2 separate regions of the Homo sapiens genome follow, and region 2 is linked to region 1. A link is a loop called in an ENCODE intact Hi-C map of the cell type or tissue named here. Cell type or tissue: heart left ventricle. All regions are shown on one strand. Each heading gives the region's core, and the rest is flanking DNA. Links, peaks and the distances in the headings are about the cores only.

What was found. Hi-C counts contacts between places; a loop is a spot of excess contacts. Peaks named below come from ENCODE experiments on the same cell type or tissue, not always from the same donor. Only the 100,000 strongest peaks of a DNase experiment are listed, where the experiment ranks them.
Region 2: a loop joins it to region 1, with 9 times the contacts of the local background. A loop is called at or near these places in 25 of 110 quality-filtered maps.

Annotation. Positions count from the first base shown.
Region 1 is chr15:23,641,626-23,657,203 of GRCh38, forward strand. MAGEL2 (MAGE family member L2) reads right to left here and starts at 6,242. Exons shown (of 1, transcript NM_019066.5): 1 at 1,924-6,242. The coding sequence starts at 6,117. The coding sequence ends at 2,368. RefSeq lists an enhancer at 4,685-5,529. In heart left ventricle, for the core only: a CTCF peak has its summit at 7,492 (motif pointing right); DNase peaks (open chromatin) are centred at 5,484, 5,756 and 6,026; H3K4me3 peaks cover 771 bases; H3K27me3 peaks cover 3,399 bases.
Region 2 is chr15:25,495,202-25,510,779 of GRCh38, forward strand. LINC02250 (long intergenic non-protein coding RNA 2250) reads right to left here. Exons shown (of 5, transcript NR_187215.1): 3 at 12,858-13,005; 4 at 5,884-6,051. Among named protein-coding and RNA genes, the nearest start is that of UBE3A, 64 kb to the left of the region's middle. In heart left ventricle, for the core only: a CTCF peak has its summit at 6,792 (motif pointing left); no DNase peak of the experiment used is centred there.

The sequences.
Region 1 (15,578 bases), core at 3,711-11,710:
CTGCACTTTCTTAAACTTTTCAGTTGAATATCTAACTAGTTTACTCATTGGTAATGAACACATTTTTCATTGTTGCAATTTATATCTCATTACAATATAAACAAATTTAGGCTTTAAGTCCTTGGCATTACTTAAAGAAGGCCATTAGATATATGTCACGTGTGAGAGTGAGGTTTGCAGCTGGGAAGTAAGCCTCTCTACCATGGAGCAGAGCCAGCCCCCACCTTAAGTATGGCACCAAAGTCCCATGATGGGACAAAGTCCCAAATTTGGAACAAAGTCCCAAATTTTGTTCCACAAAGAGCATCTTGCTCAGGCACGCCATGAGTTAATGGTCTGGAGAAAACTTTATAAGCAATCATAAATAAACTAAACACAAACAAGAAATACTAGACCAATATGCCACTTTACTGGCCCAGCAAAACCTCCTTTGGGGACAGTTCTCAGCTGGGGCATTGCTGTCTCCTTCAATGGACATTTGCTGTTGTTGTAAAAATAAGTAAACATTGCTTGCGGACAAATGCGCAGGACTCTCTGACCCAAGGAGTTTATAGGAAACTGCCTCCCAGTTTTTGGACTACCTGACCACTTAGACAACTTGAGAAAGAGCTCCTGCGGCCTGGCAGGTCCTGGGGCGGGGATCATCGTCCTGGAAAGCTCAGTTCTGCGGGTGCTAGGAGTAGAGTCTGCATCTTGTGGGCTCCTCTCCTAGTCAGCTTCCTAAGTGGCAGCGCTGCAGGACCAAGGATAGAAATTGTTGAGTGAAGAGCGGATTGGACTTGAAAACAGATGCTACCTTGGCCTATAAGAGAAAAGAAGGAATCTCTGGGCACAGATATAGATAAAATTATGAGCAAAAGTGGTGAAGCAAGGAGTAGCTGCAATCCAAGTATATACATGGTTGTGAAGTTAAGCACTGTGGGAGGGGCTGTTGCTGCGGCAGCTGCGGTGGCACCTCTAATCTGCCGCTAGGTGGCAGGAGAATTCCACCATCGCCACTAACCGCATCTGGGACTTTGGCTTCACCCTAGAAGCGGGATATGGGATTGGATTTCTTCCTTCTGATAAGACAGTATGCGGTGGCAAGTAGGGCTGATGGTCCCCTGTCCACAGGAAGAGAGTATGACCACAAGAACGTCCTTTTGTGTACACCAGCCTGGTGTGTGCTTGAATATCCTTCCTCAAAACACTCAGGCCAGTTCATTCCCTTGTCCCTTTCCTGCCTAGACCAGGTTCATAGCCAAGGGCTGACCGCGGTTGTTCAGCAACTTCAGGCGTTGCCGGCTGCCTTCCCCTACAAGTTAGAATGACCCTTCCCCCCAGGACCTTCCCCTAGAACTCTATGTTGATAGGAATGCACCCTGCCACGCCCTCCCCTAACCCAGCCACTACTGCTGGCAATCTGCAGGGTTTCTAATTAAATGAAGACTGTTTTTTCCTTTTCCCTGTTATAAGCCTGGATATCCTGCAGGGAGCACGTTTCCATCCCGGTAGCAGTGTGTTGATGAAACCCAAATTTGAACTGCTGGACACCCCGCCACGGGCCACATGATTGACAAATACCCTTTTGGCCAAATTCTCCATGAAGCGGGACCACCTGGTTATTTGTAGTCCTGCAGGCAGATGGCCCTTCTTCTCCACATACCCTTAAGGACATTTCTGCTTCTAATAACAACGTTACCAGCTGGGCACTAACGTGTGTGCTTTAATTAATCTCCTGGAGAAATCTTATGTATAACCACCCACTGAAATCACTGCATCCTTATAAAGATGAATGGAGTACTCTCCTTGGAAAACAATTCCATCACCGTGGTTTTTACTATAACTGAGAGTAGTCTTGCTATTCATGTCTATTCAGAGAATACGGCAAAACTTGGCTTCCACCATCTAGTGTAAAAATTAGAATAAAGACAAACACTTCTGTTATGCTGAAAGTATATTTATATATATAGATATAGATATTTACTTCTCTGTAGACAGTTTTTACTGATGAGTCATTTGAACGTTCAAAGAACAACCGATTACAATGCTACATGAACTATACCAGAAATGAGATGGATAGCTTCTCAATTCATTTCACAAAGCCAGCACAAAGCTGATACCAAAACATAACAATTAAAACACAAAACAGAGAACCACAGATCTCACTTAAAAACACAGATGCCAAAATACAGAACAGAACAGTAGCCGATTGAAATCAACACCACATAAAAAATGTACAAAGCTTTGGCAGATACGAAACCAAGTTGAAAATCCAAACGTACACTCGTGGAACTGGAACACAAACACCAGGAACAAAAATGTCCCCCCACCCTGTCAGTGGCCTCTGGCCAGGGAAACACAGGAGCGAGATCTCTGCTACACCTATTAGCGGGGAGGGGGCCTGCTGGTGGGGCCGTGGGCACTGTCACCGGTGTCAGGTTCATCCTCATCTGTGTCTTCCCACTCACACTCTGCGAGCGCTTCAAGGTAATGGAATGGCCAGCTCTGTGGATCTTTCTTATGGAGCTTGGCCAAAAACCTCAGGACAAGCATCTTGCTGGTTTCCAGGAATGCTCGAGGGCCCCAGAGGAACTCATACTCTGCGGGCTCAGTGTAAGGGATTCGCCTGTACTCTAGGTACTTCTGCCTGACAAACACTTCGGTGATGAGCTTCTTAGTATTTCCAAAGAGACCGTTTGTCTCCCGGACATCCAACCCTAACTTGAACAGAAAATTAAAGATCAGATCCTCCCTGACACAGTTGCCTTTCATAAAGATGAGGCTCAAGACCACCATCAGAAGGCCAAACTTGGGCCTGTCTAAATAGGATGCCACCAAATTCCCTGTATGGTAGCCCAGCTTGTTGATGATAATATAGGCGTGGTTTTTGGTATCAATTTCTTTCAATTGATAACCAAAGGCACACTCCAGCTTATTGTTGGCACGGTTGATGATATCTAAGCACTCATCTTTATACTCTCGGAGGATGACTTTCACCATCTCCGAGCGCTGGACAGGCACCTTGGCTTGGTCCTTGACTAAGAGGAACTGCACCAACGCATTTGCCCTCTCATCCAAGGGAGACAAGGGCTGTGCCTCCACCTTGGAATTATCCTGGGTGGCACTGGATCCCGGAGAGACACTTGCGACCTCAGACACAACTACGGGCAGAGAGCTCCCTGGGCTTTCAGAGAGACCCAGGGCCCTGGAGGTGCTCGGGCCCTCCCAGGCACTCAGGGCCCAGGATGCGCTGGGCCCTTCCCAGCCACTCAGGATCCTGGAGGTGCTAGGGCCCTCCCAACCACTCAGGCCACGGGGGGTGTTTGGGTGCTCCCAGTCACCCGAGACCTGGATAGGGCTTTGGACCTCCCAGTCACTCAGATTTAGATTCTCCCAGGGCCTTGGGCCCTGCCAGTCATGAAAGGCTAGCGTGTGGCCACGGCTGTCCTCTTGGGCTTCCAGATGCTTCTTCTTCCGGGTGGCCTTGCCGGAGCGGCGTGGCGGCTCGACGGAGGTCTTGGAGGCCTCTTGAGTGGTGGCAGTTGCCTGGGGGGCAGCTGCTGTAGCCATCAGGAAGGTGGGCACTGCCTGCGATGCCTTTGAGGCATTCATATTGGGCTGTGGGACCCATGGAACTGCAGGCAGGGCCTCTACACAGGCAAAGGGATCCTGCAGAGCATATGGCAGTGACTTTGGGGTCTCTGAGGCAGCAGAGGGGCCTTTAAAGGCATTCAGAGAGGCAGGCTGAAACTGGGAGGTAGCTGGGAAGACACTTGAGGAGGGAGCAAAGGTCTCCGGTGTGGCAGGCAGGTTTTTCCAGGCAGCTGGCAGGTGTGCTCGCGCAGCTGACACTGCCTTGGGAGCACAGAAGGTGGCAGCAAAGATCATGCGGTCTTTTGAAGGGGCCCTGCGCTCCTTCGAGGAGGTCCTGCGCTCTTTAGAGGAGCCCCTGCGGTCTATAGAAGAGGCCCTGCATTCTCCTGATGGAGTCATCAATGATTTAGCGGAGCCCAGGGGAAAATTTGCCGCTGCTACCGGGGGTCCGGGCTGGGCCTGCAAGACTGCAGGCGGTGCCTGCCAGGAAGGCTGGAGCGGCAGTGTGGGCACCTCCGCTTGCGGACCCGATGCCTGGGCCTGCTGGGGGGGTAGCTGGATTTGCACGGCTTTTTGGGAGGGCGGGGCTCCCTGAAAGGGCTGCTCCAGCTGGACCAAGGGGGGAGCCTGCCTCTGGGCCTCCTGGGCAGGCAGGGGCTGCCAGATGTGAGTGGGGGCCTTCTGGGCCTGCCAGGCCAGCGCCTGTGTCTGCTGCACCTCCTGGAATTCCATTGACGTTGGAATCTCGTGTGGCACCGGGGGCTGACCTTTGGGGGCCTGCCAGATGATGGAAGGGCAGTGCACAGCCTGCGGGGCAGACAGTGGGGCAGACAGCGGGGCCGGCAGCACAGGCTGGGGCACCTGCGGGCCAGCGGGCGGCGCCGCGGGTACCTGCGTAGCAGGTGGGGCCGTAGGCACCTGCGGCGCCGCCTGCACCTGCGGGGCCGGCAGCCTAGCCTGCGGGGCCTGCCGCAGTGGAGGTGGGGGTGGCAGGGCCTGCCAGAGCGGTGGCTGGGTGGCCAGGACCTGTGGGGCAGGTCGGATGGGCGGCGGCGCCTGGCGGATCAGCGGCGGGGCCTGGCGGATCACAGGTGGAGCCTGGCGGATCACAGGTGGGGCCTGGCGGATCACAGGTGGGGCCTGGCGGATCACAGCGGGGGCCTGGCGGATCACGGGTGGGGCCTGGCGGATCACGGGTGGGGCCTGGCGGATCACCGGTGGGGCCTGGCGGATCAGCGGTGGGGCCTGTCGCACCGGTGGTGGGCCAGGGCGGATGGGTGGTGGGCCAGGGCGGATGGGCGGGGGCCCCTGGCGCATGGGCGGCGGCACCTGCCAGGTAACGGCTGGTGCCTGCCAGGTGACCTGCGTGGTCTGCCAAGTCAGGGGAGTGGCCTGCCAGCCTTGCTGCGTGGCCTGCCATCCTGGCGAGGTCGCCTGCCAGCCCGGGGGTGTGGCTAGCTGCGCTGGGGGTGCCTGCGGGCCCTGGGGAACCTGCGGAGGAGCCCTTATAACTTGAGACTGGATTTGCAGGATCAGAGGCTGAGCCTGCGGGGCCCAAGAAGCCATCGGCTGTGCAGGTGGGGCCATCGGCTGTGCAGGTGGGGCCGCCGGCTGTGCCATCGGTGCTCCTGAAGCTGGAGGCTGGGTCATCGGAGCTCTCGCACCTGGAGGATGAATCATCAGGACTCCTGGACCTGGAGGCTTGGCCATCGGTGCTCCTGAAGGCTGAGGCTGGGTCATCATGGCTGCTGGAGGCGGCTGGACCATCGGTGCTCCCGGAGCAGCAGGCTGGACCATCAGGACTCCCGGAGTCAGAGGCTGGGCCATCAGGACTCCCGGAGCTGGAGGCTGGGCCATCGGTGTACCCGGAGGGGGAGGATGAGCCATCGGTGTCCCCGGAGGTGGAGGATGAGCCATCGGTGTCCCCGGAGGGGGAGGATGAGCCATCGGTGTCCCCGGAGGGGGAGGATGAGCCATCGGGGTCCCCGGAGGAGGAGGATGCACCATCGGGGTCCCCGGAGGAGGAGGATGGGCCATCGGGGTCCCCGGAGGAGGAGGATGGGCCATTGGGGTCCCCGGAGGGGGAGGGTGGGACATTGGGGTCCCCGGAGGAGGAGGATGGGCCATGGGAGCTCCGGGAGCTGAAGGATGCACCATCAGGACTCCCGGGGTCGGAGGCTGGGCCATCGGGGCTCCCGGAGGTGGAGGATGCACCATCAGGACCCCGGGAGTCGGAGGCTTACCCATCGGGCCCCCCAGCGGGGGAGCCGGGACTATCGGGCCCCCTAGGGCAGGAGGCTGGGTCATCGGAACCACCGGGGCGGGCAGCTGGCCCTGTGGGGCCTCCCAGGCAGGCTGAGGTGCCTGCCAAGCGGCCAATGAAGCCTGCAAGTCAATTGGAGGTGGATCCCAAGGGACTGGCGGAGCCCGGGAGGAAGCGGGCGGGGCCCGCATCAGAACCGTAGGGCGGCTATAGACAGGCGGCTTCGGGGCCTCCGCCGGAGGACTCGAGTCACCCAGATTCTTACTTAGCTGCGACATGTCCCTTTGCTGACAGCTGGTGGGTCTTTTCCTCGGACAGCTGCTGGGCCTTTTCCTCCAGAGAGAAGAGAATGCCTACGTGGCTGTTCAGAGGCTCCCTCCCTGCTGAATGCTGAATAGGAAGTGAGTGCTGCTCGCTCCGCAGCTTTCCGCAGTAAGGAGGAGGGGGGAAGGGGGCTCAATCCCGCCCCTTCCCCGCCCCCGACCACCACAAGTGGATATTGCATAGGGGCGTCTACCGGAGTCCTGGCTGACACAGGATCCCTTCTCACTCTGTCCAGTCCCCAAATGCAGACCAGTCAGACTCCACATGGATGACTTTTCACAGGGGAGTGACAGGAACCCATCCATGTTTTAGAAAAATCACTGTACTGCAGTGTGGAGTGGGAGCAGACCACTGGAAACATGGAAGGTATCCAAGACGGCGGGGGGAGATGGTGTGGTCTGGGCTAAGATGTGAGGCGGAGAATGAAAAAAGCGCATTTACATAAGAGAGTTCCAGGAGTTATAGCAGACAGATACCTGTATTATAATTGAATAAAGGAGTCAAAGACATGGAAAAGGCACACAAGTCCCTGCCTGGAGAAAGTGGGAAGTTGCAGGGACTGTTACTCTCTTAGGGTCCCAGGAGAGGCACACGGGAAGAGAGGCTGATGAGTATTGGCAGACACAGGGCATTTGCGGTGCTGTGGGACTGCCAAGGAGAGATACCCTGTAGGCACTCCTGTATGATGTCTTGGGAGTCCTGCTTGGCTATTCCTCATGAAAATAGAGTTGTGGGAGGGAATGTGGTTGCACTGGGTCTTGAAGAACACAGGCATGTTAGAGACACATGGAGAAAAGGGACAGCAGCGAGTAGAGAGAGAGGAAAAGAAGTCACGGAACTGAGACATGCCACACATCAGTGGAAGACAGCATTTTTAGTATGGGAAAACTGCCTGTGGAATGGCTCGGATGCAGGAACAGAGTAGGTTTCTCAGTATTTTTCATCTGCAGAATGGGAAAGAAATTTAAAAAATGAAAACCAAATAACGCACCTGAAGATAACAAAATGGGTATATAAATAGATCAAAAATTGATATATTTGGATATATAGGAAAAACAGGCAAAGAATAAAAAAATTTCTGGGGAAACTTCTCGTGACAAAAATCAGTTTAAATATGAGACAAATCAAGTATTAACAGATAAAGCAGATGACAATAGTATTATTGGGCAATGCTATACAACTTTATGGTGAGAGGAAGTGATAATCTCAGTAATTGAAAAGCTTTCTGGAAATATACAAAGCACTAAATATCAAGGATGTTTCGTTTAAATAGGCTGTTGGCAGCCTACGGCAGGAGTCCAGAGTGACAAAACGTGCCACCAGGGGGCAGATGAGGACGATGAAGGGTACACCCCACTCCTTCCCAGGTACCCTTAGCCAGGGGTCCTCAAATTTGGTAATTTATGGACCCAAGAGAAGGTATGTACACACTCCCAATGTTATTATTGCCTTAAACAATAATAGAAGAATTTGGGGGTAAAGTTTCAGTGATTTTCTGGACACTTAAGGGATGTTGTTATTCCCAGGAAACTCTTTTCAAAACAGTCAGATTTTTAAGGGTGCTTGATGATACAGTAGCCCCCCCCACCTTACCTGCAGGGGATACATTCCAAAACTCTCGATGCCCGAACCTGGAGACAGCACCAAACCTTATATATACCATGTATCCCTTTCATTCTCCTTCTTCACAATTTCACAGATAGTTTTGTTTTTGCCATATATCTTAGCAATCTCAGCATGCGATTTTTTCTTTCCTTATTAAGTCAAGAACTTTCACCTTTTTCCTTCAAGGAAGCACTTCATAGCTTCCGTTTGGCATACCTAAATTGCCAGGATCACTATTCTTACATTTTGGGGCTATTACTAAGTAAAACAAGGGTTCCTTGAACACAAACACTGGGAAACCGATGGTAGATCTGATATCTGAAGCAGCTACTAAGTGGTTAATGAGCAGGTAGCGAATACAGTAGCACTCCTGTGCCTGCAGTTTCACATTGTGTGGTTTCAGTTACCTGCAATCAAATGCAGTCCAAAAAATTAAATGGAAATTTCCAGAAATAATTTATAAGCTTTAGATTGCATGCCATTCTGAGTAGTATTATGAAATTGTTCTGTTTCGTCCTGCCTGGGGCATGAATTATCCCTTTGTCTAGTGTATCCATGCTGTATATGCTACCCGCCTGTTATTCACTTAGTAGCTGTCTCGGCTATCAGTTGAAAACATCGTAGTACATATAGGATTCAGTACTATTTCCAGTTTCAGGCCTCCACAGGGGGGTCTCAGAATATATCCCCCAAGGATAAGGGTGGACTACTGGACATCACTCCTGTGTATCCCCAGAGAAGGCCATCTACCACAGCACACAAAAAGCTTCTGCAGAATGGATACTACCGTGTTTCATGGTTTTCGTTTCTCCCTTGGGTTAATGGCCCAGATCCACACAGGATTTCTCAGTTTCATGGGGGTTTGGAAACACTGTAGAAGGACAAACTCTAAATGCCTAACCCTCAGGACCTGCTATTATCAACTCTGCTACATGGCTGTTACTGGCTATGGATGGCTTTGGAAAAATCAGTTTATTTTTTAGCCTAGGGCATTTCTAAAGCATACTTTTTTTCCACTCTAATGCAAATGTATAAACTACACAGAGATTAAGTTCTCCCACTAACCGTTTATTTTCGGGAATTATGACAGGTTTGTCCTGCCGTCCACCATGCTGTTGGTCATCCCACACAATGAATGGCTCCCACTAGGGTCTGGCTATTCTCACTGATGTTGGAGGTCAGTGAATAGCACTGACATACAGTGTCAACTCCCACCGAATCTGTTCTATGAAAAGAGGTCCGGTTTATGTTAAGAGGCAACACCAAAGCCAGAAAGAAAAGATTAGGCATTATACAAAGGAAAAAACAGGTGCGTAGGAGTAGTTAGAAATGGAAGATGAATAACTTCTACACCAGCACTATTGCCACTGCTTGGAAACATTCTTTAACCGGCAGGGAAAAATCAGAGATTATGTATCCATTGATTCTATAGGAACAAGTAAAGAGGGTAAACCCAGTTTATTCTCCCTGGAAGAAACATCTGCTTATTTCAGATAGTCAGTGCTCTCAGACCCAGGCTGTTCCTGGGGCTCTCCCTAGCTATTTACAAATTACTTGTGAGCAAAATTCACCTGAGGAAACAGGGACATACGGGTCGTTTTTGAAAACTGACTGCCTTAATCACAGCAAAACATAATATTGCCCTGAGTCTAGTGAGGCATTAGACCACAAGTGTTGGGTCTTCCCAAATCACTCCTGTGAAACCTTCCTGCTTCCTGAAGCCCTCTTTCCCTTTCTGTGCATATGTTCTTCCTCCTCAACACCTTTGAACCAAGTGTTGTCAAAATTCCCTTTCCTCACTTTTATATGAAACAGCTTGAAAATTCAAGGTGAGTAGAAAACAAAAGGGAAAAACATACAAAACATCCATGAAATGTTGGCCTCTGTTCCCTAATTAGAAAGGACTTTTAATGGCTTACGTCAGTATATAACAGCAGTATACAAAATGATTTTTAAAAACAGGGAAGGGAGAACTGAAGTATTGTGATGGGAGTAGGAAAATTGCGGAACTAGGAGCAGACGGGAGCCTGTTTTGCTCACCTTGGTATCCCCAGCTCGCATTGAGTGGTCACTAAGGAGCTACAAAATGAAATGGTAAGATTAGCACCAGAACTGCCTGTCTTCCAATCTTCTGTAGCTGTTAGACTTTGTGTAAATATTCATAAGTGAGTAACAAAATCAGTTATGATTTTCATAAACTCTAAAATTACTTATTTATGAAATACCTTTTATTAAGCATTCACTATATGCCCAGCACTGTGCTATAGATAAGACTACAGAGAAAAATCTGATGCAAGTCCTATTTACATCTATTGTTAGTCACATAGGGACATTAATCTAATCTATCGTTAGTCACATAGGGACATTTCACGAATCTATTGTTAGTCATATAGGGATATTCATATGGTTTTTTAGTACAATAAGGTGTTGTCGCATTGTTTAAACCTCATATTGGTCATAGAGGATGAAAATAATCAAATACTCACTTCTGCTTGGAACATGGGGTGAGGGGAGCTGTGATGCTGATTGTAGCAGTGAAAAGAAAGAAAACAAACCTGAGGCTGTGAAAGATTCATGTGATCCAGATAGACAGTCTAAGTAGAAAAATTATTTAAAAAGCATAGGAGATATCATAAGTATGAGGTTTGAAAAAAAAAGAATTGGAAGGATTAAAATAGTGTAACTACTAGTTATCAACAATTTATTATTTGATAAAATACCATCCTCAGAGTATAATAGACTCTATTCATTGATTTCTCACAAAATCCATAAGTATTTGGCTTGATTTTACATGGCAAGAATTTGAGGCTCAGAAGATCTAGCAATACATATCAGAATTCAGATTTAAATCCCAATCTATTCGTTGTGAGAGCTTGCATTCTTTTTTTTTCTTTTTGCCGCTGACCACCAGGCAGGGTCTTGCTCTCTCACCCAGACTGGAGTGCAGTGGTATGATCATAGCTCACGGCAGTCTGAAACTCCTGGGCTCAAGCCATTCTCCTGCATCAGCCTCCTGAGTAGCCGAGACTGCAGACAGGCCATACCACACGCAGGTGATTTTTGTTCGTTTGTTTTTCGTAGCGATGGGGTCTCACTATTTTGCTCAGGCTGGCCTCAAACTCCTGGGGTTAAGTGAGCCCCCAACCTTGGCCTCCCAAAGTGCTGGGACCGTAGGCATCAGCCACTGTGCCCAGCCCATCACTCTTACCATTACACCAGGGCTGCCAAAACCTTTTAAAATATGTTAGATATAATTAACATGCAACAACATGCACAGATCTAAAGTATTCAATTTAATGAGCTTTGCCACTGAGTAATTAACACTCAAAACAATATAAATAATAGTTTTATTATCAAACAAAATTACCGTGCACCCTTTTCCAGTCAATTATTCTATCTCCAAAAACATACACTTCCTTATTTCTCTCACCCTAGATTATTTTGCCTGTTCTAAAAATTCATAAAATGGAATCAGCGTAGGAGGGAGGGAGGGAGGGAGAGAGAAAGACACACAGATAGAGGTCAATATTCCTTTGTTCAACATTTTTTAATGTAAATATGTTGCAAGTATTGGAAGTTTGCTATTTTTTATGCTGAAAAGTATTCCATTGTATTTATAACTCCATAATTTATCTGTTACCTGTTGGCATGTGAGACATTTAAAATCTGATGCTATTATGAGAAAAAGGCTGCATTACAAATTATTTTACAAGCCTTTTGTAAATATATGCTTCCATTTATCTTGGGTAAATGCCTGGGAGTTGAATGTCTGGGTCATAGGATAGACGGCTGTTTATAAGAAACTGTAAGAGTTCTCCATAGTTGGGTTAGACCATTTTACACTCTAACATAAGAATAATGTTAAGAATTAAGAATGCATACGAATTCCAGGTACTTGACAACCTTGCAAAATTTTGTAGTGTCAGTCTTTTTTGATTTTTGTTATTCAACTGGATGTGAAATGGTGATTGCAGTTTTACACTGCAATTAGCAAATATGAGGGTTCCAATGGATCCACATCATTGCAAAATTGATACAGTCAGTCAGCCATTTTTATTTTAGGCATTTCAGTATTTTAGGCAGTTCAGTAAATGAGAAATGGTATGTCATTTATTGTGAGTTTTGTTTGTGTCTTTTCTTTTTAATTAATGGATTATTTTTTAAAGCAGTTGTAGGTTTGCAGAAAAAATGAGAGGCAAGTACAGAGACTTCTCATGTATCCCCTCTCCTCTCCCACCATCCCTGTCCCCCTACCCCTGGCAATGCCCCTTATTTTTAATGTCTTGCGTTAGAGCGGTATATTTGTTACAGTCAACGAGCCAATATCATTAATTGAACTCCCTAGTTTACATTAGTATTCACTCTTTATGTATACATTTTATGGGTTTTCACACAATTGTGTGATAAATGGGTTATCACAATTGTGTGATAACAGATTTCTGTGTCCACCATTGCATTATTATATAGAAGAATTTTACTGCCCTAAAAAACCTGTGCTTTCTCCTACCAAACCCCTGGCAAATTTTGATTTTTTTTACCTTCTCCATAGTTGTGCCTTTTCCAGAATATCATATGTAGTGGGAATCATAAAATGTGTAGCCTTCCAGATTGGCTTCTTTCACTTAGCAATACACATTTAATATTCCTAATTTTGTGGCCTGGTAACTCATGTTTTTCTTCTTATCAAATAGACCTTATTTTGTAGAGCAGTTTTTGGTTCACAGCAGAATTAAGCCAAAACTACAGCAAGTTTCCATACACCCCTTGGTTCCCCCAGCACACACACGATCTGCCCCAATGTCAACGTCCTCCAGCAAAATTGTATGCTTCTCACAGCTGATGAACATCAATTGACATGTCATTATCACCCAAAGTCTGGAGTTCACATTAAGTTTCCTCTTGGTATTGTACATTCTGTGTTTTGACAAATGTCTAATGTAATACATCCACCATTATAGTATAACACGGGATAGTTTCCTAGCTCCCAAATCCTCCATGTTCTACCTATTCATCCCCTCCCCTCCCCTGCAGATACCTGGCAACCACTGATCTTTGTGCTGTCTCCATAGTTTTATCTTTTCTGGAATGTAAACTAGTTGGACACATATAGTATGTATCCTTTTCAGACTGGCTTCTTTCACTTAATAACATGCATTTTAGTTAACTTCCATATATTTTTATAGCTTAATAGCTCATTTCTTTTCAATGCTCAATAATATTCCATTGTCTGGATGTACCGAAGTTTATTTACCCATTCACCTGATGAAGGACACCCTGGTTGCTGCCAAGATTTGTCCATTACGAACAAACCTGTTATAAACATCCATGTGCAGGTTACTTTTTTTTTTTTTTTTGAGATGGGGTCTCGCTCTGTCACCCAGGCCGGAGTGCAGTGGCACGATCTTGGCTCACTGCAAGCTCTGCCTCCCGGGTTCACACCATTCTCTTCCCTCGGCCTCCAGAGTAGCTAGGACTACAGACAACCACCACCATACCCGGCTAATTTTTTTGTATTTATATTAGAGATGGGGTTTCACCGTGTTAGCCAGGATGGTCTCGATCTCCTGACCTCGTGATCCGCCTGCCTCAGCCTCCCAAAGTGCTGGATTACAGGCATGAGCTACCTTGCGCCTGGCCTATTCTGTACATTTTTCTAGTTTCTTTTTATTTTATTCCTGTTTTTTGCATTCTTAATGTATAAGCTTATGTCATTGATTTTAAATATATTCTCTTTTGTAGTACAGATATTTAAAGCTATAAAGTTATCTCTTAGCCCTATTATAGCAGCATCTTACACATTATGGTTTGTTATTTTTTAATAATTTATTTATTTATTTATTTATTTATTTTTGAGACAGAGTCTCACTCTGTTGCCAGGCTGGAGTGCAGTGGCGCAATCTTGGCTCACTGTAACCTCCACCTCCAGGGTTCAAGTGATTCTCTTGCCTCAGCCTCCTGAGTAGCTGGGACTACAGGCACCCGCCACCATGCCCAGCTAATTTTTGTATTTTTAGTAGAGACAGGGTTTCACCATGTTGGCCAGGATGGTCTCGATCTCTTGACCTCGTGATCCATCTGCGTCGGCCTCCCAAAGTGCTGGATTACAGATGTGAGCCACCGCGCCCGGCCAGTTATTTCAAAATATAATTTTTACTGTGATTTCTTCTTTGACTCATGGGCTGTTTTTATTTTTTGGTTTAATTTCCAAACATTAGGATATTTTATACAAATTTTAATAATATTAATTATGAATATAATACCATTATGATAAGAGTATGCCCGATTCGGCTTGAATAATTTTTATATTAGAACCTGGTTTAATGCCCAGCATTGAGTCTGTTTAAAATATTCTGTGAGCACTTGAAAAGAAAATGCATTCTGCTGTAGTGAGATATATCTATAAATGTCGCCTAGGTCTAGTTGGTTGAACATACTGTTCACATCTTCAGTATGTTTACTGATTTTTAAAATCTGGTCCTTCTATCAATCACTCAAAGAAGTATGTTAACATTTCCAAACACAGTTGTAGACTTATCTATTTTCCCTCCTTAGTTTGGCAATTTAACTTAGTGTTATCTCTTTTATTAGGTCATACACATTACATGTGTGACTATGTCTTTTTAGTGAATTGGTTCTTCATTCTCACAAAATATCTCCCTTAGTTCTGCTCATACTCCTTCTTTTGAAGTCTACTTTGTCTAATACTAGCAGAGCCACCCCAGCTTTCTTAAGCTTTGTAATTATGTCCTCTGTTTATTTGCATCCTTTTAACTATCAACCTGCCAAACTCTCTCTCTCTCTATATATATATATATATGAAAGAAAGGGAGAGAAAGACATTATAAGGAATTGGCTCATGTGATTATGGAGGCTGGCAAGTCCCAAAATCTACACCGTGAGACTCAGCAAGCTGGAATCTTAGGACAGCCACTGGTTTAGTTCCAGTATGTGCCCAAGAGCTAAGAACTTGGAAGGCTGAGGGTGTAGTTTAAGTCCAAAGGCTGGCAGGCTCATAACCATAAAAAAGTCAATATGTCAGTTCCAATCCAAAGACAGGAAAACACCTGATGTCTCAGTTAAAAGGACATTAGGCATCTGAAATATCCTTTCAGAAACACACAAAATAATGTTTAACCAAATATCTGGGCACTGCATGGGCCAAATTCACACATAAATTTAATCATCGCACTGAGGTTATAATTTTTAAATCTATTTTAGAAATGTCTTCCATTTTTCATGGAACATTTAACGTAATTACTGATAGGGTAGAGTATAAGTTGACTGTATTGGTACTTCTTTTATCTGTGTGTTATCATTTGTTTCACATTTATGGCTAATTAAGTATTTTAGTATTCCATTTTATCTTCTGCATTGGCTTTTGGTTTATATCTTATTTGTTTTTTCAATGGTTACACATTATATAATATACATATTTAATTTAGTGCTGTCTACCTCAAAAATACTATCTACTTCATTAATAAGAGCTTTACAATGTATAATTCCAGTTAAACTTCTTACAACTGTTGTGTTCTCATTGTCATTTATTTTACATCTATATTTGCTTTAAAACCCCACAATAGGTAGCTATTCCTTTTACTTTAAATAGCCAGTGAGCTTTTAAAAAATTATATGTATATATACATATGAAGATATCTATGTATCTATCTGTGTATCCATCTATGTATCTATCTATCATCTATCTATCTATGTCTATGAAGTCCTTGCTTTAAACAAAACAATATTTAACTGACATTTACACACACAGGAAAAGTGTAACTTACTTTGCACAATTCTGTGGTAGCTGAGATCT
Region 2 (15,578 bases), core at 2,460-10,459, 1.9 Mb after region 1:
CTGTATCCTAAAAACAATTCAAAAAACTGTCAAACTGAAAAATCAACAGTTCTTCTTAGATCTATCAGAAAAGTGAGGACACAGGGTAAGCTGCTGTCCCCAAATTGGAGAGACAGACATGTGGATGCAATGAATCTACTTTTATCACAGCAGAAACTCTTGAGCAGAAACCTCCACGGGCGCCAGTGCCAGCATGGGAAAAGCTGAATTGTAACTGGCAAATTGCCGGAGGTTGAGTGTGGAAAAGATGGAGTTAAAAACTCCAGGAAGACCCAGGTATAGAAGGGCTCTTATACTTCTATGAGGTGTAACTACAGGCACTCTCCCAGCTTCTCAAAGCAAGGATCAGAGAAAAATTCCCTTATGCTTCTCTCACAGGGAGGAGAAAAGCAACCACTTTGAAACGTGCCAGAGCATTCTTCTTATTACAAGGCCTACCCTGAGGAGGAACTATTTTATCAGAGCCTAAATGCTGGGGTTTTATCAGAACCTAACCTACCCAGGGGAAGGGAAATACCTAACACCAGTTACCTGTAACCATCCTGTCCTATCTAAGGGATGGGGGGCAACTGAGAAGCTCCTATGAAGTTCACAGTCCACTTTAGGAAACTAGCAAAAGAGGAGCAAATTAAATCCAAAGAAAGCAGAAGATAAGAAATAACAAAATTACAGTAGAAATCAATAAAATTGGAAAGAAAATCAGTAGAGAAAATCGACAAAATTATAAGCTGGTTCTTTGAAAAGATCGATAAAATTGATAAGCCTCTGTAGCTAGGCTAAGAAAAAAAAATTACCAGTATCAGAAATGAAAGAGAGAACATCACTACAAATCCCATGAACATTAAAAGAATAACAAAGGAATATTATGAACGACTGTGTGCCCACAAATTTGATAACCTAGATGAAATGAACCATTTCCTTGAAAGACACAATCTGCCAAATCTCTTTTAAGAAGAAACAGACAATTGTAATAGGCCTATATCTATTAAAGAAATTGAATCGATAATTAATAACCATCCAAAACAAAGCATCAGGCCCAGTGGGTTTGCTGGTGAGTCCTACCAAATTTTTAAATAAGAAATTATACCAGAGGGAAGACTTTGCAATTCATTCTACGAAGCCAGCATTACCCTAATTCCAAAACCAGACAAAGATATTCCAGGAAAAAACTACAACAAATACCTGTCATAAACATAAATGCAAAAATCCTTAACAAAATTTTAGCAAATCAAATTAACAATGTGTAAAAATAAGTATACATCATTACCAACTAGGATTTATCCCAGTTATGCAAAGCTGGTTCAACATTCAAAAATCCATTCATATAATCTATCGCATCAACAGGCTAAAGAAGAAAAAAATTATGTGATCATATAAATAGGCGCAGGAAAAGTATTGGACAAAATCCAATACCCATTCATGATAAAAACTCTCACCAGACTATGAATGGGGGAAACTTGCTCACCCTGATAAAGAAAAGCACATCTATCTAAAAACCTACAATGAATATTATACGTAATGGTGAGAAACTCAAAGCTTCCTCGCAAAATCAGGAATCAGATGTCCCCCTCATCATTCCTTTTCAGTGTTATACTAGAAGTCCTAGGTAATGAAATCAGGCAAGAAAAGGAAATAAAAGGTATACAATTAGGAAGGAAAAAGTAAAATTGTCTTTATTTGCAGATGTCTACTAGATAATCCAAAAGAGTCCACTGAAGAACTCTTGGAACTAATAAGCAATTATAACAAGGTTGCAGGATACAACACAGAAAAACTTAATTGCTTTCCTGTACCAGCAATGAACAGATGGAATCTGAAATTAAGAACACATTACCACTAACATTACCATGCCAGAAATGAAATACTTAGATATAAATCTAACAAAATATGTACAAGATCTCTATAAGGAAAGCTACAAAACTCAAAACTGATGAAAGGTATCAAAGAAGAACTAAATAAATTGAGATAGTCCATATTCATAGACAGGAAGACTCCATATTGTCAAAATGTCAGTCCTTCCCAACTTGATCCATAGATTCATTGAAATCCCAATCAAAATCTCAGGGAGTTATTTTGTGGAGATCAACAAACTGATTCTAAAGTTTATATGGAGAGGCAAGAGACCCAGATTTAGCCATATTGGTATTGAGAGGGAAGAACAAAGTGAGAGGGCTGACAGTCTACCTGACTTCAAGACTTACTATAAAACTACAGTAAGCAAGACAGTGTGGTATTGATAAAAGAATAGACAAATAGATCAATGAAACAGAACATGGAACCAGAAATAAGCCCAAATAAATTCAGACAACTGATTTTTGACAGAGGAGCAAAGGCAATACAATGGAGCAGAGATAGTCTTTTCAACATGTGGTACTGGAACCATTGGATATCCCCATGCAAACAAATCCATCCAGATTCAGACCTTAAACCCTTAACAAAAATTAACTCAAAATGGGTCACAGACTACCTGTGGAACACAAATTATAAAGTGCTTAGAACATAATACAGGAGAAAAACCTAGATGACCTTGGGTATGGTGATGACTTTTTAGGTACAACACCAGAGACACAGTTCATGACAGAAATAATTAATAAGCCGGACTTCATTAAAATTAAAAACTTCTGTTCTGCAGAAGATAATTTCAAGAAAATAAGAAGATAAGCTACAGACTGGAAGAAAATATTTGCAAAAGACACATATGATAAAGAACTGTTACCAAAAATATACAAAGGACACTTAAAACTCAACAATAAGAAAACAAACTACTCGATTAAACAATGGGCCAAAGACCTTAACAGATACTTGACCGAAGAAGATACACAGATGTCAGTTAAGCATATGAAAAGATGCTCCACAAGATGCCATCAGGGAAATGCAGATTAAAAAACAATGAGATATCACTACATACCTATTAGAACGGCCAAATTCCACAGCTCTGACAACATCAAATGCTAGTGAGGATGTGGAACAACAGGGACTCTCATTCATTATTGGTGACAATGCAAAATAGTACAGCCACTTTGGAAGACAGTTTGGGCATTCCTTTAAAAACTAAACATACCCTTACCATAATATCCAGCAGTTGTGCTCTTTGATGTTTATCCAAAGGAGCTGCAAACTTATGTCCACACAAAAACCTGCAGCTTCATTCATAATTGCCAACACTTGGAAGCAACCAAGATGCCCTTCAATAGGTGAATGGATAAATGAACTGTGGGACATTCATACAGTGGAACGTTATTTAGCTCTAAAAATAAATGAGCTATCAAGCTATGAAAAGATATGCAGGAAACTTAAACGCATATTGCTAAGTGAAAGAAGCCAATTTGAAAGCCTTTATATTATATGATTCCAAGTATGTGACATTCTGGAAAAGGATAAACTATGGAGATAGCAAAAAGATCAGTTAATACTAGGGATTTGGGGGAGAGAGAGATGAATAGAGCACAGAGGATTTTTAGGGCAATGAAACTATTCTATCTGATATTATAACAGTAGAAACTTGTCATTATACACCTATCAAAACCCATATACAACACCAAGAGTGAATCTTAATGTAAACTGTGGATTTTGAGTGATGATGTGTCAATACCATTTCAACAGTAGTAACAAATGTACCATCCTGGTGGGGAATGTTGGTAGTGGGGGAGTCTGTGCATGTGTGGGGTCAGAGGGTATATAGGAACTGTCTGTACTTTCTGCTTCACTTTACTGTGAACCTAAAACTGTTCCAAAAATAAAGCTTATTCATATGAAAAACCGTAAACGAAAACGAAATACACACACACACACAGGATGAACACACCCACTTGTGCGATGTCCTCTTAGTTTCTTTAGTATGCCCTCTATAGAGATTACCTGGCATGCTTTCAGTCTACCACTCACAGCCTTTACAGCCTGGAGATTATGGTAGTAAGAGGCTAACAACTATATAGCCATACCACCCTCCCATCAATTATTTAGTCAACAGGTATCTGTTGAGCATCTAATATGTGCCAGCGGTGCCTAGAGGCTGTGGGGTGGAAAATGAGTCAGCACTCTTTACAGCCCCTTGCCCACAAAGATGCGATCATCTGTGATATCATTTGGATGTTTTTTCCAATCTCATGTTGAAATGTGATTCCCAGTGTAGTAGGTGGGGCCAGGTGGGAAGTGATTGGATCATGGCGGCAAATCCCTCATGAATGGTTTAATACCATCCTCCTGGTGATAAGTGAGTTCTTGCTCAGTTAGTTCATGCACGATCTGGTTGTTTAAAAGAGTCTGGGGAGACCTACCCCTTCTCTCTCTCTTGCTCCCACTCTTGCCATGTGATGCGACTGCTCCCTTTTCCCTTCTGCCACAAATAGAAGCTTCCTGAGGTCCTCACCAGAATCAGATGCTGGCATCACTCTTCCTGCACAACCTACAGAACTGTGAGCCAGTTAAACCTCTTCTCTTTATAAATTACCCAGCCATTAAGCATTCCTCTATAGTAACACAAACAGACTAACACAGTCCACTTGGGAAATAGAATGTCACCATGCAGCTAGTAGTGAATATGATGATATTACATATTGCTACAGTTGACTGGGGACCAGGATAATGGTGAGCTACTAATTATTTGGCACAGGTGATAAGAGTATAAAGATTCGGTGCAGAAAGATTCATTTGAGCTGGAAAACCCTGAGAAAATTGGCAAGAGCAGGGGCAGCTTCACGTAGCTTCACAGCTGATCAGCTCTGTTGAGACCATCTTGAAATTCTTACTAATTTTTGAACAAAAATCCTCATATTTTTATTTTGCACTGGACTCCCCAAATTAAGACCCCTCCTTTCCAGGAAGGAAATGTTTGTATGGGTCATGTCTGATTTAGAAATCATAATTGATACCACTTATTGTGCATTTTTAAGTACCAGGAAGGATCTTAGGTGCTGAGACCTTATCTCCTCTAACCCACACAAAGGAGAGGAAAACCAAGTTTCAGATAGGTCACCTGATCTCACCCAGTTTGTGGGGCAGGCAAGATTCAAACCCAAGCTCTTTTCTTTTATTTCTGATTCATTCTTTCCAGATTTTTATATCAGTTATTTAAATTCATGGTTCATACTTTGAAATGATTTTTAATTAATTAATTAATTTTTTTTGAGGCAGAGTCTCACTCTGTGGCCCAGGCTAGAGTACAGTGGTGCAATCTCATGGCTCATTGCAGCCTCAACATCTTTGGCTCAAGCAATCTTCCTGCCTCAGCTCCCCAAGTAGCTAGGACTACGGGTGTGCACCACCACACCCAGCTAATTTTTACTTTTTTTGTGTGGAGAATGTGGCCTCACTATGTTTCTCAGGCTGGTCTCGAACTCCTGGCCTCAAGCAATCCTCTGACCTCAGCTTCCCAAAGTGCTGGGATTACAGTTGTGAGCTATCATGCCCAGCCTTGAAATGACTAAGATGTTTGAGAGGAATAAACCAGCTCACCTCTGTGAATAGTTTAGTTCAGCAGTTCCTAAACATTTTCAGTTCACAGCACCCTTAATGTCTTAGTAATCTTATTCACAGGGCCCTGAGGCCACATGAAATACCTAACAGTTCTATTTATGACCTTGTTGGGTCCAACTACCTTAATAAGTATTTATGTCCTAACAACTTAGGAGCTGGGTAAAAAATAATATGTACAAATTGGAAGAAAATAAATCATATTTTATTGTAATATTAAATAACCACAATTATTTACTAATGATATGTAGGTGCATCAGTTGGGCACTAGCAATATGTAAAACCTTGGAATTAGATAGGACATATCACTTTTTCCCCCACAACTATCACAACAGTCACCAAAAACCAAGCTTTGCAAAGATATGACATCATGGAAGGAAATTTAGCAACCTAATGTTAAAACCAATTTACCTGGAGCTAGCAGTTCCTGAGATGTCCGACAGGCATCCTTGTGTTCTCCTCAAGTATTTAAAAATACCCAGGCACTTCTGCGAGTCCCTTGAGGTGCCTGCCCCTCTGCCTGTTTATGCAAAGCAATGTCCGCTTGCTGGTGGACAGGTCCAGGCAGTGCTTTTTCCTCTGCGCGATATTAGATATGCAGAAAATCATGGATAGGAAGTGCCAAGGAAAAAACGGGGGATAAAAATAGAATGAACCAAAAAAGGAGCTCAAGAAATGTATTTTTAATGCAGTGCCACAAAAATAAGCTCATATTTTACTATGTATTTGACATCAGAATACAATTACAACTGACATCAATTATGTTCTCTATTAGACTTTTCTCTACCTTATACATTTAAGTGTAATCCCAAATGGGGAGAGAACCAGTGCTTTTTAATATAGGTGCTTTCTCAATTTGAAAACTAGAATGGAAGTCATGTTCAGAAGTGTAAAGAATTCTAAGAATTAGGTGGTGGATAAAAGATTGTTAGCAACCAAGAGGTTCCGTTATTTTTTACTTCAAGAATGCTGGTATGTGGAAAATGGAAACCATATTCAACCACTCACTTAAGTTAGCTAAACCCAACATATTACAGCAATTATTAACCCTCTTTCATCTTTCTAATAACAAGACACAAAAATAGTTATAATTTGTAATCAGTAACATGTCATTAGAGGGCTGTTAGTTGATTTTATCTACCAGTGCTTAGGTAGATGGGTTTTGTTGTTGTTTGAATTTCATGTTAATTCAAACGGAATGAAAACTTGGTTTTTGATGAGGACAGAAAGATTTTACATCTCATTTCACTGGTTCTTTTTTCTTCTGAACGTTGGACTTCTATGTGCTTATTTAAAAAAATATGTGGCTACTGCCATCTGTTGGATGGAATGTGAGTCCTGCTCAGACACGTGTGCCCTTTAAACAATGTCTGTCCCTTCTAACTTCACAAGTGTCTCCTCAAGGTAAGGAGACACTTACCTTGAGTGTCTCCTCAAGGTAAGGCCTTTGCTGTAGCTGCATGCATCCCAGCTTCCAGCCCCAGAACTGAGTTCATTTTGGGAACGTTTTCTATTGTTGTGGGGCACTTTCTCTTCAGACATGTAAATGCTCTCTACTGAAGAGTGTGTATATGGTTTTTTATCTTTCCAGTAAAACTTACAGCATAAGGAGGCATGTCGGGGTAGGGAGGGATGTGGCTGGGAGCATGTTTAGGAACAAGCATATTTTTAGCATGGGTAGTAGAGTCTACATTGGACTAATATAGGCAGAGGAATCAAAGTTCAGCTCTAAATTGTGGTGCATACTGAGGCCACTGATTTTATTTCTCTGAGCTGGCATTTCGTCAGCTGTAAGGCAAGAGCAGGACTAGGACTGAGAAAATCTTCTGAGCTGAAGACCCACGCAGCTCTAAGGAGTCATAGTCAAGAACAGCAGACATAACAGCAAATACGAATTTAAGAAATGCCAGTCTAAAAGCACATAAGAACCAATCTACAGGTTATGGGAAACCCATTTTATCTGACTCCCTTCTCTCCCGCTCCTGGGTTCTTATTTTTCTGCTTTTCTTGGGCTCTGATTGTCAGCATCCTCTCTCCTCACCCCTCCCACTCTTTCTTTGTGGAGGGACTGTTCCCTCTCCACTCCCATTGGGCTTTTTTCTTAGTCCTCCCCTCCTCCTCCAGCCCTCAGTCTCGGATGTCTCTGCGCACCTGCCGATTCCGCATTACAAAATTCCAAGAACCGGTCTTAGAAAAACCATCTCTTCTCTGAGGTAGGAAACACATGAAGCTGAACTAGGCAGCACACACTTTGTGTGTGTCCTAGACCAATACACACACACACACACACACACACACACACACACACACACACAGAGCCAAGCACTTCTGGCAGCAAAAGCCTTAAACCCTGTGCATGAATTACTGTGTCCAAGCATTGGTTCCTTCCGGTGGGTTCTTGATGTCGCTGACTTTTAAGAACGAAGCCCCCTACCCTCATGGTGAGTGTTACAGTTCTTAAACATGGTGTGTCAAGAGTTTGTACCACCACATGCTCAGATGTGTCCAAAGTTTCTTCCTTCTGCTGGGTTCGTCGTCTCACTGACTTCAGGAGCGATGCCACAAACCTTCACAGTGAGTGTTAACGCTCTTAAAGGTGGCGCCTACGGAGTCGTTCATTCTGGTGGACTCGTGGTCTCACCGGCTTCAAGAGCAAAGCCAGCTGCAGACCTTCCAAGGGAATGTTACAGCTCTTAACGTATTGTGGACCCACAAAGCGAGCAACAGCAAAATCTATTGCAAATAGCGAAAAATCAAAGCTTCCACACTGTGGAAACTAACCCAACCCACTTGCTGCTGCTGGCTCGGGTTGCCAACTTTTATTCCCTTATTTGGCCCCACCCACATCCTGCTGATTGTTCCATGTTACAGAGAGCTGATTGGTCCATTTTACAGAAAGCTGATTGGTCTGTTTTACAGAGTGCTGATTGGTCCGTTTTTACAGCATGCTGATTGGTGCGTTTATAAACCTTTAGCTAGACACAGACTGCTGATTGGTGCATTTACAATCCTTTAGCTAGACAGAAAAGTTCTCCAAGTCCCGACTGACTCAGAAGCCCAGCCGGCTTCACCTATCAATATGACTGCAGTGCCTATAGCTGAATTCACTGGTTAGGGAGTGTACAATGGAATTTTGTCCCTTGAATTGGGGATGTTTGAAGATGGAGGCTATTTCACTCCTTCCTCCTGCCTTGCTAAAGAATGACTGGGATCATTACTGAACTCAGTTCTCATTTGCTTTCTTAAAATTTGATGTCCACAAAACCTGGAGTTTATTTACTTCTCCCTTCCCTCCTTTTTTCATTTTTCTGTCATACCATTTGTTAATACCAGATTAGAGAAGGGGAGCATGTCAAGGAATTCCTTTATGACTTCCTCTCTGAGGATGAAGTCTTGGTCAGTCTTGACTGGACATGGTCAGGATGGATCCTGGGAGTGGGACTGGGCTCCACGGTGTGTGTACTCTCCAGGGCAGTTATCCTGCTGGGGCTGGGCCAGCCCTCCTGCCCTAGCAGCCCCCATCTTTCTCTGCCCCACCCTGTCTCCTAGGTGTGCTGGGATTGCTGTGTGGGGAGGGAGTACGGCCAGCCTGCCTGGGCCCACACCTTCAAGGAAATGAAAAATAATTTCTCCTTGCAAGAGGTTAGGGGAGCTTCCCAGGCTTGTCTGTTGCTATTTCTGTCAGTGAAGAAGCAGTTTCGAGGTCCCCAGGCGGCTGGGAGGAAAGGAAGTGTGCCCCAGGCCCACCTAGGGGGAGGTCTACAGGAGAAAGGCTCTCTTTGTCATTGCTGGAGGGTAACAGCGAGTTTGCAGTTGGTGATAATGATTCATTTCCTCAGTTGAGGTTTGGGAGGATTATAGCTGGAATTTGAAAAGTCGTTTCTATATCTGGCAACGAAGGAACTCTGAGTGATCAGCATGTACTGTTTGGTGTTTTGCCATCATTGGTAATATCACTGTCTTAGTCAGCTCGGGCTGCTGTAACAGAACACTGTAGACTGGGGGGCTCACAAACAACAGACATCCACTTCCCACAGTTCTGGAGGCTGGAAGGCCACGATCGGGGGCCAGCTGGCTTGGGTTCCGGTGAGGGCCCTCTTCCGGCTGCAGATGGTTGCCTTCTGATTGTATCCTCACGAGGTGGAAAGAGAGCCAGAGAGCTCTCTTGGTCTCTGTCACAAGGGCATTAATCCCATTCATGAGATCTCCACCCTGATGACTTAATCACCCCCCCAAAGGCCCATCTTCTAAAACCATCACATGGAGGATTAGGATTTGAACATATGAATTTCATGAGAATGCAAACATTCAGTCAATAGCCATCACCAACAACACTAAAATGTAAATTGGAGGCGTCATGTGAAAAAAGAAATGATCTAAATGAAACTCCATGCTATCATAACGGAGTTCTGCAGCCACCAATGTATGTCCTCTGGTTGAGTGTACAGGCGGTATATGTATATGTTAAGTGTATATATATCTTATGATTGTTCTGAGTATTCATGATTTAAAGTACATAATCAAGCAATGAGCAGTGTTCACATCCCCAGCTGATTAGAGCCAGCGTGTTTCTCTAATCATTCTCCACTGGCTGGTTGTGGAGGCAGAATGTTATCAGGATGCCCTGATAGATCAGCAATGTCCTCTCCTGCTTTGTTTCAGGAAGGGGCGAACGTTTGTTTACGGATCTGACAGCATAAAAAGTGAACCTGCTGAGAATGGAGTCCATGCACTCAAAGTCACTTCACCTCCACTGGTGTTGAAGGATCCCCGTGGCTCATGGTCCACAAGCCAGAGAGCTTATTGCTAGTGCAAATGCTTACCCAGTTCCTTCCACTGGGATGGACAGTTCCAGTTCCTAACTCAGCCCAGAGGAGCACAGCTCTTTTGTTTCTAGTATCTTCTAGTGTAGAGGAGCTGTTGTTGAGGATAGGTCCGTGGAGGTGATCGCCTCCCTTAGCTCCTGCACAGTAAGCAGATGCTGAGGCGGTCTTGAACATTAGAGCATAAGGCACCGGGATGTGTCCCCAGGGCTGTGCTGCCCTTGAGTGCCTTCCTGGTCTGTAAAGTTGCATGGCATGCAGGAAGAGAGAGAGGTCTGGCAACTGGCAGCACACCATGACTGAGTGGACCTGACTCTCCAGGCACCTTGAGGGTGCAGAGCCACCACTTCACTCTCACAGAGCTACACCATTATGGGGTATCTTTGCAGGACATAGGAGACAATCTGAAGTGTTCAGAAACTCCAATGCCCTGAAAACACTATCAGGGGATGAATTATAATGTAACATACTAATAATACTAAAAAGGCAAAGGGAGGTAAGGTTTTAAGAGATTCACTATGAACTTTGACCTCAAGTCTATGGAATCCTCTTTTAGCTCATACCTCATTGTAGATTTTTTTAAAAACTGCAGTGAATTATGTTTTTTTCTATTAAAATTGCCTATAAGTTGACAGTGAGTTTATCAGAAGTCTGTCTTTTCCCATTTTGACAAGGTCTAGTGACAACTGGTAAGAACTTAGAAGTATAGTCAGCACCAGCTACTTTCAACTAACTACAGGAGGGATAACTCTGCATTGCTGTTGGTTGATACATAAGCTGAGACATGAATGATATTCACTGCATAACTGGCAATGTGGACACTAATGGGACCCTTCCCACAGGTCATGCCCGCTGTTGAGTGCACTGTATAGATGATCACATTTATTCCCCAGTGCAACTCATGGGACAGGGATTATCATCCCTATATTCAGGGAGGAAATTGAGACTCAAGAGAGGCTCAAGTAGCAGAACCAGGCTTGGATCCAGAGACTCTGACCCCAAAGCCGTGACTTATGGTGGGGAGCTCTGTTTCTTCCCAGAGGTTCTAGTGAGCAGCCTGAGGTAGTGATTTCCTCCTATGGTGACTGAGAGCTCCTACTTTATGGCATCAGATCAGGGAGGGACTCCAGCTTGATCTGGCAGCTGCAGCTGTAGACATTATTCCTGCCCTCGTGAAACATAAAGACTTGTTAGTCTAATGGTAGAGATACGACATCAGTGTAACATAATAGATACTTATTAATCAGTTGCTGTTATTCCAAACACAACATTGCTTTGTTATACTATATGTAGTCGCTTCTTCTGTATGTCTATAAATCAAATATATTTCCTTGCATCCTGAGAGGTAACAACCTAGATAAATACTTTATTTATTTATAATCCATCCACCTATTCATCTATCCAACACATATTTGGTGATTTTGATTACATTCCAGGTGCCTTTGCTAAGGATGGAAGGACATACAAAGATGTGAAAATCCAGGCACAGGCTCTTCCTCCGAGGTGGCTCAGTCTAGCAGGGGGAGACCCTCTCTGTACATAACTCTGAGGAAAGTGCGCTGGAAGAGCAGGGGTTTAGCAGAGAATGTGTTCTCACGGCAGGGGGTCACAGAAGTATTGATGAGTGAGCAGGACTTGGAAAGGGCAGATGGGCTGGTAGTAAGGACATTGCAGATGAGCAAAGGGACACTCCTGGGGAGTCTTGAGTGTGGGGGGGACTTGAGGATGTTCATGGAGGGGAAAAGCTGGGCAAGGCTGAAGAGTAGGGCAGGGCAGGGCACGGAGGGCTTGGCCCCTGGATTGGCAGCTAAGACTGAATTCAGTAGGCAGTGGGGCCATCAAAGCTTCGAGAGCTGGGGAAAGCCATGACATGGGTTTAGTGGGAAACACATATTACTTAAAGTCAGGCAGATCCTGGCTGGAATCCTGGCTCCATCTTTTTAGCTGTGTCTGCTTGGTCAGTTGCTCTCAGCCTGAGTTCCCATGTCAGTCACCTGAAGGAAATGGGCCTGCTTTGTGGTCTCATTTAGAGGTCTTGCTCAATCATGTGTGTAGAGTGCCCATGGGGCCTGGCCAGTGAGTCCTCCGAGGCACCTCAGGCTGAACCACGGGTGGCAATAGAAATGGTATGAAAAGATGGACAGCTCTCAGAGACAAGGAAGAATGACTAGAACTCGGAACCTGACAGGAGGTGTCCTTGTCCGGTGAGGGGGCTGCAGAGTGAGATGTGACCATTCTGGGCTACCTTCCCGGCAGTTCCCTGCCCAGGCATGTGGTCGCTGTGGGGCCCTGAGCCTGGGACAGTCCTTTTTTGGGGTCAGGCTTTTCTTTGGGTTATTCCTTTCAAGCCATAGTAAAACCTAGTAGTCTCTGTTTTCACACAAGTTTCTGACATCTGATGCCAGATTTACAACCTGAAGTGGCCAAAGATTTTAGGTTTTCCTTGGGGCTTAAATCAATGGTGTTGCTTGGCTTCCTCCTGTGCAGTAGGTTGGCCAAGAAAACCACCCTTTGTTCTGTCTTGAAGGGAAGGCATGCTGCTGTGTGGCTCTTGACATTTACCTTATCCCGGAGCTGAGCTTTGTCTATGGCTGTGCAGGTGGGGCGGGAATGGGAAAGACAGTCCTCTGGCACGCTTTCCACATTTGGATGGAAGACCCAGCTTCAGCTTCAAACACTTTTATTCCTGATGGCATTGTTTACAAACATGCTAGAAAAACAGAATTAGGGAACAAAATTATCTCATGATTGCTGAACTATGATGAGATTGATGCTTTTAAGCACTTCCCCTAGGGAAACCAGGCAGGAATCTTTCAAGGGGAAAATGTATCATAAGGGAAGACAATTAAAAGTTAAAACTGGCTAATGAAACTGATAAAGGGAGAATTGTTTTAATTATCGATGCTCGTCTTAAATAAATTGTATGATTTCCCAGAATAACACATCCATCATCATCAAGTATGAGGACATGACCCGATCCTGGGGTCTCACAAGGGGCTTTTGGGTGTCTCTGAGAGGACCATGATGAAGACTCAATGACATTCATGCTTCTGAACCCTGAATCCACTTCAAGATGCCATGTAAATGCTGTGCATCTTCACCAGCAGATGTCACTGTTTACATATAAAATGCAAACAGCCCCCAAAGCTTCCCCCCACCCCCACCTTTATTCTAAAGCAACACACACTTGTCCATGTTTTTTCATAAAGCCTTATTTATCATGTGGTCATTTTTGTTCTGGAAAATAATGATATTGTTTATCCCTTTAAATAGCTGTACATGTAAAGGGAACTGGTTTATGAGAGATACCCATTTCACATACTAAGCTATGCAATGACACCTCTTTTAAAAGATAATTGTTGAACACTTACTATTTGCCTGAAACCAGCTTCCCATGATGAAAGGTATCCAAAAACAGCTAAAGAGCTGTCCTTCTTTAAGGGTCTTAAAACCTCTTTTGAGAGATGACAAATAATAAAGCAACTTACAATGTTGGAAGTTAAATACTAAAACTAAAAATGAGTGTCATATTGTTTCAGGGAGATGAAGGTCTGTGGGGGCTGGAGCAGATGGAAGGCTTTAGGGAAGGAAGCCCCAAGATAATGAGGGTGAATTCATCTGGTTGAGAGTGGAAAGGTACTGTGGGTTTTTGGTTTTTTTTGTTTGTTTGTTTTGCTTTATGTGTTTTGGGGTACTTTTGCTGAGAGAATAAAGAGCAATTATGTTTGGAGGATCTATTTGTTGGAGTCATGAAGAGCAAAATGGAGGAGGACAATGTTATTACAAAATCCAGCTGCGAGAACAGCGACTCCTGCAATGGTAACTAGAAATAAGATCAGATTGGGAGGCATAAGGAAGGAAGACAAGACCGCCATGCCAGCTTATTGACAGGTACAGTCACTATGTCTTCTTGTCTTCTCAGTCCAAAATCAAAATACAAGCATTGACACATGGTCAGACACTAAAACAGAAGGTTTGAAATCAGGGCTGTTTCCAGAAACTCCAGGACATATGGATGCTGCAAATATACGGAGGAGAGAGTGACTCTCATGAACATGTAGGGTATCAATGGTGCTGCCACTGAGAGAAATGGAAGACCTGGGGAGGAAGGTTGGCTTGGACAGAAAGATGTTTTTAGTCTGATCCATGTGGTTGAAACTGATGTGGGCCACAGCATGATCTAGCAAGGCTGGAAGCTATTCAGGAGCCACTGACCTAGAAGTGGAAACGACAATAGGGAGGGGAGAGAGAAGGGCCAGGGTGTAGTCGTCAAGGTTTGTGTTTTAAGGAGCCAGCTCATTTTATTAAATTGCATACATCAATAAGTAATATCCAGGAAAGAAGAGAACTAGAAACCTCTCCCTGGTGTGGTGTACTATTAAGCATGCAAGTTTCTGCTGACTTTGCATCCTCTCTGCCTTCACATCATGGGAATTCGTGACCAGAAGCCTTCAGCCTGCACCCCTCCACCCATCCCAGGGTTTCACCATAATTACTCGGGACTCTCAAACATCTGTGCATCAATCAGCTGCCCATCATACTTGCTCACCCCTTCCAGTCTCTGGGAAAGCAACTTATTATCCAATGTGGAAGGTCTTGTTCTTGATAAGGTTCACTTTTTGAATCCTATGAGGGAGGGAGGGAAACGTGGCTGGAAGTTCAAAGCAGCCAGAGCCATTTCCAAAACACATTCTCCTTCATTTTCCGCTGACTCACTGTGGGATCTTGACAAACTCCTAACTAGAGCTGTGCCTTAGTTTGCTCAACTATAGAATCGGAAAAATGACGCATTCTTCTTAGAGTTACCTCTCAGATTGTGCTTCTGATGCATGTCAAGCCCAGTGGGGGCACACCGTTAGTAATGAGACATCTTAGCACCAATATGTGCTTTTCACATTGGGCAGGTGTCAGGAGAGGCCTGGGGTCATAGGACCAGACTGCAAACAACACAATCCCAGAATAAATCCTATTAATTTGGCATAATTGATGAAAATGAAGATTAGATATTTGACCAGAGATGAGAAATTCATGGGCATGAATGCTGCAGCTCTGATTACTTTGCATGTGAATGTGTGGTAAGAGGCAACATTTCTTTTGTTTAAAACCCTGTGCACCTAATTCACATTCAGAGAAAGGTTGTAGAATCATTCAGGCTCATTGAAAACAAGGAACCAGGATGCCAGCAAGGCCAATGTTGTTGTGAGAATGTTGAGCTATTAATTATAAAATAGCAAAACAGGGTGATTTTATTTATAGCAAACTGTTGCTAGGCAGATAATAAAG